2 separate regions of the Mus musculus genome follow, and region 1 is linked to region 2. Evidence: chromatin contacts called from ENCODE POLR2A ChIA-PET data. All regions are on one chromosome and are shown on one strand. The core of a region is the stretch at or near the end of the contact, and the rest is flanking DNA. Distances in the headings are between cores, read along the strand shown.

Region 1 (3,799 bases), core at 108-2,607, 170 kb before region 2:
GTCTGTTGTGACTTTGCCCTCGGCAGCACGTTAGGAACCACAAGGTGCCTGCCAGTGGCTTAGCACAGCACGCAGTGCCCAGGGTGCCCCTAGAGCTGTTAGTGAGCTGCCTTCTCTCATCATCTGCATCTCAACTTTCAGCAGCGGTTGTGTGGAAGAACACGCCTTCTGCAATGCTGCTGCTAAGTGCGCCCCTAGCCATATGGACACACCCCTCGGAAGCGCGGCCCCTTCAGTAGGACATTTTCATTCTCTCTCCTATAACAAATATTCCTTCTCAATCATTACGATAACACGCACATACACACACCTCTCCCTTCCTGGGCAAAGAGAAAGAAAACAAAACAAAACAAAAAAAACCCCTGCTCACCCGGATATTCTGACTTAATGGACAGTTCCCTTCTCTTAGCACTCAGCCACCACCTCAAGCCACCTCAAGCAAGTAGGTATAGGGTGCTGAGTGCCATCAGACCGGTTGCAAGGCTGGTCTGAGGGTCGGTTACTCGTGATCGTCCGTCCTCTACCTCCTGCTGGGCACCATCCTCTCCTCCCTCAAGGTGTGTGACACCCGTTGCACCCGGGACGACCCCCGCGGCCACGCCCCCGCGCTCACCCGCAGTCAGGGGCCGGACACCAGCGGCAGTCGGGGTCCGAGGCCAGGTACCGGCGCAGCATGAACTCTTCGTACTTGTGCATGAGCGGCGGGTCGGCCAGCAGCAGACGGATGTCGTGTGGGTTGAGCCGCTCGCTGCACTCGGGGCAGCTGATGGGCACGCGGCTCTCGCTGATCTCCAGGCGCAGGTAGTGGCGGAGGCAGTCCCGGCACGAGCGATGCGGGCAGCTGAGGAGGCGCGGGGCCCGCTCGGGCGGCAGGCGCACCAGGCACAGCGGGCACTCCACCTCCTCCGCGCCGCCGCCCTCCGCCGCCTCGTCCTCCTCCGGCCCGGCAGCCACGGCCTCCGCCTCAGCCTCGGCAGCGGGCTCGGAGGGCAGAGCTTCCACCGGCGGGGCCTGAGCCTCAACCGGGGCCGGAGCGGGCGGCGGCGGCGGCGGCGGCGCAGCCGGGGGCGGCGGTTCGGCCTGAGGCTTGGTCCGGGCGCGGCGGCCGCGGGCCGAGGCGGAGAAGACGCTGTGGAAGGTGAGGCGCCGGCGCCGGCCGCCGCTGCGGCACTTAGGGTCGGGGGCGGCCGCATGGAGCGAGGTGGAGCGCGGCGACTCGGAGTCCTTCTCGGAGCCCATGGCCCGCAGAGGCTGAGGAGCCAGGGGCGCCCAGCGCCGCCGTAGCTCCCGCCTCAGCGCCCCCTCCCAGCCGGCGCCCCGGCCGCCGCCGCCGCCGCCACCGCCTCGGCAGTCCTCCCAGAGACAGAAGCCGACCAGCCGCTACGAAGTGGTTATAAAGCCTCCGCCCCGCGCGCCGCGGGCAACTGCGCAGGCGCCGGCCTCAGACACCTCACAACCCGCGCGGCCCCGCGAGAGGAGCTGGGCGGGGCCTGGAGGGCGGGGCCTGCAGGCTGCGGCGAAGCCCCGCCTTCTGCGGTCAGGTGGTCCGGCGCAGCCATATTTTGCACAGGCTCCACCCTCCGTTCCTTGTCCAGGAGTCAGGGGTCTTCTTTTCAATGAGGATGCCTTCATTTCGTCTGTAAAAAGAAGACGAGCGTTGATCTGGTAGTGATTCCCGCCGATCCACCGCCCAACATTTCTGTTGATGCTAGCCATTAAGTGGTAAGGAATATAGTCACTCATTGAAGATCCTCAAAGTGAGCCGCACTTCTAGATAAGACAGGCAGGCTCCCCTATCTTCAAGAATGAGTCCAGAGTTTTCATTCTAGCATTTGCTGTTTTCTGTCAACTAGTGAACTTACTCCTAAGCTGTATCTCTCAGGTACTCTGGTTAGTCACTGTTGGTAGAAAGAGGCCCAACAATTTCGCTTCTAGAAATGGTTTCTTTCAGTCCCCCTTCCCCAGTTCCTCTAACAAAAGACCCTTAGGCTTGGTGATGAGAAAAGCAAATACCTTCAACAGCAGCAAAGCCAGGTCAGGATTAGATTTTGGCTTAGAGAAATGAGAGAGGGAGGCTTATGATAGAGAATTTTCTTTCCATGAAAAATATGTCCGAAGATCGACAGTTCAAGCTTCTGTCTTAAGCTCACCTCATTCTGCCATATTCCAAACGGTGGGAAGAAAAATGTCTTATTTTAAGAAGACTGCTTAGGAAGTTCTGCCCAGTTTTGCTTGAATCTCATTGGTTAAAACAATCATCTTGATGCATCTTTCTTTAAAGATAAAAACAGTGTCTTGTTATTAATAAGGAATGGCAGTGAAGGCTTACAGTGATTCACTTGTCTAGCATGCCTTAAGGAGATGGGGGTGGGGATCGTGCAATGTAGGAACAGATATGTGAACATAGTAAGTTGTTTGATTTTTTTTTCCTGGCCAATACTTAAAACCAGATCCGCAACTCTTTAAACTTTTGAGATTACAACAACACAGCAAACGAAGCCCATTGGAAGAAATGTCCGGTAATGAAAACTAAGAACAGGGTCTAGTGGCCTAAGAAGGTATGATGTCATAGATGATCAAGCAGGTGTGATGTCATAGATGCCAAGACAATTTGTTTGCAAGAGGAAGTGGTCAGCCGTCAATTGTGACAAATGCTGCCAAGAACCCAAGAAAGAGAAGGACAGAAAAATATGACGGCTGGAATTGACAACACCAGGACTTTGTGTGTGTGTGTGTGTGTGTGTGTGTGTGTGTGTGTGTGTGTGTGTGTGTAGGGCAGAAGGGTAGTTTTCCTTAAGAAGAAAAGAGGTTTAATGCTAGATAGCTAAAACACACTTCCGTGAACACGTCACCAGCTCCAGCTCTTGCTGGGTCTGTATGACACTCGGCTAGGCTCTGTCTGTCGTGTTAACAAATATTCTAAATAGCTCGATGGCTTTAACGCAGGACATATTTTCCCCACCCGTGGAAACCTGCCTTGATGGTTACTCTTTGCTATCAATTTGGTTGGATTTAGAATCACCACAAAGGCACATCTCTGCTTGTGTCCGTAAGAATGGTTTCCCAGTAGCTGAAATGAAGAAGGTGAATAGTGGCACCGTCCCATGGGCAGAGGTTCTGGGACTGAGTCGACAGGAGGACGAAGCTGAACACCAGCTCTCTCTCTCTGCTTCCTGACTATGGATACAATGTAAGCAGGACCTCCTGTGACCAAGATTCCTCCTCCATGACAGCCTGTCCACTCAAACTGAGAGCCAAAATCAACCCTCTCTGCTGCTGTTGCTTTTATCAACTGTTTGTCAGAGAGTCAAGGCCTGCCTTCTCCAAGCTAAGTTACTTACTTAAAAAATTCTTTTTTTTTTTTGAGACAAGTGTCCCACTATGGCAATTTCTGGCTGTTCTGGAACTCACTGTGTGGACCAGTCTGGCCCTGATCTAAGAGAGATGCTCCTGCCTCTGCCTCCCACAAGCTGGGATAAAAGTTGCGTGCTGTCACACCCAGTTGTTAACTTTTCTTTTACACTTAGAGATTCTCCAGACGCTCAGCTCCACATTCAGTTTGCCCCAACAAGAGAGAGAGGGCTGGAGGCTGTTCATCAACAACTAAACGCCTCAGTTTCTCACAGAACTGTTAGCCAGAAGTGGTCACACAGGCTCAGTCCAACTGCCAGAGAGGCTGGAGCAGGTAGGAGAAAGGAGAAAAATGTAGGCTGTGTCGCAGGCAACAATCTTTCTGCCACGACTGACAGGAGCAGCTGTCAGACTCTAGTTTGCTGTCTGGTGGGTAGTGGTGCATGCC
Region 2 (3,581 bases), core at 835-3,334:
GTCCTGTGGGCTAAGCCTGTGCCAGTTTGGGGACAATAAACATGCCAGGGAAAAAGCTGTTGCTACCTTGAGGTATTGTCTATGACTGGTATCCCAAAGCCAGGGAAGAGACTGGCTGGGCTGAAACTGCTCAGCTTGAGAAAAGAAGTCAAAGACGCTTGAGCATCATTAAATAGGCTTTAGTGGGTATCCTCCCACCAAGATTGTGTAACAGAATTCCACCAGGTGACTGTGTTACTGAGAATCCTCTAGTGGGGAGGATTTGGAAGATATGCTGCATTATCCGATTAAAGCGGATCGTGGAATGCTTCTCCTTAGAGTCCCACCCCTGAGGCGGCAACATCACCGTCCTCAGCAGCTAAGAGCTCTTGCTGAGGGCCTGGGTTTGATTCCCAGCACCCACGGTGGTGACTCACAATCGTGTGTAACTCCAGGTCCACAGGATCTGATGCCCTCCTCTGGCCTCTTGGTGCGCATGCACATGGTGCACATGCAGGCAAGATACTTGCACACAGACAATAAAATAATTGATTATTGATATCAATACTATCTTATTGATAGAAGACATCCAGGAAAATGTAGTTCTCAGCACGTGTATCTACCTATATTTCTTTCTCTCTATACAAACACACACACACACACACACACACACACACACACGACAATGGAGCTTGAGGAAAGGAAAATGTTTGGGTGGGGTCTTAGAGTATTAAACACACTGACCAGGGTCTTGCCCTCTTGTCAATGACAACGGAAAGGTTTAGGGGAGACTAGCTGCAGTTAAGGGCTATGTCCAATTGAGTACTCAAAGATTCGGATGTAGAAGACAAGAGGGGTCATCACCAGGCCTTGGGAATTCCTAGAAGCTTGTCTTCCCCTCCTCCAAATCTTGTCTAATTCTCCAAATCTTGAATCTTTAATTCCTGGTTCCACTCTCAATTGGCCCCTACTCTGGTTTAAATTTTAAAAAAAAGGTTCTTGTCATATCTGAACTTGAGGCCGACCTTAGACTCTCACCTCACATACCTTGATCTAATCTTGGCACCCAAACCTGCCCTCTGAACAATTTGCACGTCTTAAGCTTAACTCTCACTTTCATCATCCAACCGAGGCCCAGGCCTCACTCTAGATCTCAATGAACACCTGGAGCAGCAAGCCGCATCCCACAATGCCCCAAACATTCCAGAATTCTGTAGCTGCATTTAGAGTAGCTCACCCCTCCCACACACCCCACTTCGACTCCCAGGTTAGCTTTGATAGTGGTCCTTCCTTTGCCCAAAAGTCCAGAAGGAGCTGCTGTCTCCCATTCTGTCTCAGCCTCAGCCAGCATCTGGTCCAGCTGTAGCTTCCTCTCTCCATCATCCTATCCCACCTCGACCTGTCTCCCATCCAGATCTCTCTCAAGCCCATTTGACACAGTGATGCTCAAGGGACCCGCCCCTGCCCCGCCCCTCACAGGAGCCACGCCCCTTTGGCATTAAGCCGGCCTGTGGCCCTTGCCCCTATTGGAACCCTGACCCCACCTACAGCCCCGCCTGTCCGCCTCGCACCTGCAACTCCTCGAAGGCATCGTCGATGCCAGTGACCTGGTGTTGCTCGTGCAGCGCGGGCTCATCACAGAAGAAGCAGAGCAGTGCGCGGTCCGTGAGGCAGAAGAGCTTGACCTTGTCGTGAGCCTGGCAGGGTCGCGCGGCTCGGCGCGCGTTGAGGATGGCGTCCAGCGGGAAGGCGCTGTAGCGCTCCACGATGTTGGCCAGCTTGAGGCTGGGCGCGAGCGCGGGCTCGGCGAACGTGCGCCGGCACTCCGGGCAGTCGCGGGCGCCCTGAGCCTCCTGCCGCACCCAGTGCTCGGTGATGCAGCGGCGGCAGAAGTAGTGCTCGCAGCCCAGGCTCACCGGGTCCTGGTAGATGCTCAGGCAGATGGAGCACAGCAGCTCGTCCTTGAGGCTGCACGCCATGGCGCCAGGGGCGGCGCGAAGCGGAGCCCGGGAGGCCGGCGGCCGGCGCGGCGCGATTGGGGGCGGTACCCGGGGGCCAGGCCCACGGGGGCACGGGCGACAGGCGCCGGGGAGCGCGGGGGGAGCTGTCTGCGACGCCGGAGGCGCGAGGGCTCGGTGCCGAGTGGGTGCCACCCGGGATGCGAGCACCGGAGCTCGGTTTCGAGGTCCTAGGTGGCCACCAGCGATGGGCGCTGGAGGAGAGAGGCCGAGGGCGTCCCAAGGAAGGGGCTCCAGGCGAGGAGGATCTAGAGGACCAGACACTCCCAAGGGATAGATGCTGCGAGGAGGAGATCCCGAAGAGGGGCGGAATCCCGGGACCCGAAAAGCTTTGAGAGGGGGTCGAGCTGGGGATGGGGAATTCTGCGGGACAGAGCAGCCAGACCCAGCCGCACCGCGGCTTTGCCCGGCAGAGCAGAGGAGGGGTGCCGGCCCACTCAGCTGCCCGACCCTGGCCGCAGATCCCGGCCCCGCGCGGCCCCTTACCCGCACCAGCTCAGCGGCCACCGCTTCGGTCCAGCGCAGCCTCTCAACCCGGAACCAGCCGAGCCGAACTGCCCGGCGCCCAGGCTCCCTCTCCGCCCCCGCGGGCGGGACCCGAGCCGCTCCGCCCCCGCGGCGGGCGGGGGGAGGGGAGGGGCCTCCAGACCCCGCCTCGCTGCCACTGTGCTCCTGACCCCCAGGGACGGGAAAAACAGCTGTTTCTTCTGGGTCTGCACAGCTGTCAGGTTTGTTTAGGGTCCTGGCGGCAGGGGGCGAGAGGACAGCTAATGAAGAAAAAGTGAGAAGATAGCACCTAAGGAACATCTCTCCGGATGATCAATTTGAAGAACTAAGGGCAATAATAACTGAGTATTAAGACAAGACGGTGCTCTGTAGTCTGCATAGAATATATAATGTTTGCATAGATTGTAGTGATAAAATTAGAGACTTGCCCTGTTGGCATGGGCTAAGTTCAAAGTCGCCATTCTCCTAAACCTTTAGGTTCTATTTCCTCTTCCCTTTCTAAGGAGGGCTCTTAGTAGAAGATTGTGGAGAGAACCCTGCCTAACGTCTAGCTCAAAGGTTCTTTCCATTCATCGGATGTTTCTGCATTGCTGTGTGAGCATGTGTGTGAGTGTGTGTGTGTGTGTGTGTGTGTGTGTGTATAAGAAGTTGGAGTAAGAAAAAAAGTATAATGGGAGACCTTGTCATCTCTGCCAGATGGAGGGGAGGAAAGGGATTTCTAAGAAGGTGAAAGAGAGAGACAGACAGACAGAGAGACAGACAGAGACAGGGAGAACAGAAGCATGAGTGGGGGGGGGCACATGGAGACCTGCATGCTGTTCTGTTCTGTTCTGTTCTGTTGAGAGTGGGATAAGGAAGAAGTTTGGGGAAGGTGAAAGGCATGGGCATCTTAGAGAAGAATTTCTTGAAGGTGTTGGGCTTTCGAGCAGAAAAATGGCCTGCCTTGGTTTGGGTTTCTTGGTGTGCAAGATACACACTACATCATCAGTACAGTGAAGGAGGGGGACCCTTTGCATGCATGCAGTGCTAGGCACGGGTGAGCAACTGTGGCAAAGCCGAGGCCTGCAGGAGGAAGGA

The links. ChIA-PET counts read pairs that join two places held with the same protein, here RNA polymerase II (POLR2A).
Region 1: POLR2A ChIA-PET joins it to region 2 with 18 read pairs in embryonic stem cell. The contact joins the promoter of 1700086P04Rik here to the promoter of Trim62 in region 2. POLR2A ChIA-PET finds 5 or more read pairs at or near these places in 4 of 5 experiments (Patski and embryonic stem cell).

What each region holds. Positions count from the first base shown.
Region 1 is chr4:129,055,711-129,059,509 of GRCm38, reverse strand. 1700086P04Rik (a long non-coding RNA gene) reads left to right here and starts at 1,357. Exons shown (of 2, transcript XR_868180.3): 1 at 1,357-1,722. It overlaps Rnf19b (ring finger protein 19B), which reads right to left and starts at 1,366. Exons shown (of 9, transcript NM_029219.2): 1 at 614-1,366. The coding sequence starts at 1,239.
Region 2 is chr4:128,882,547-128,886,127 of GRCm38, reverse strand. It overlaps Trim62 (tripartite motif-containing 62), which reads right to left and starts at 2,084. Exons shown (of 5, transcript NM_178110.3): 1 at 1,551-2,084. The coding sequence starts at 1,958.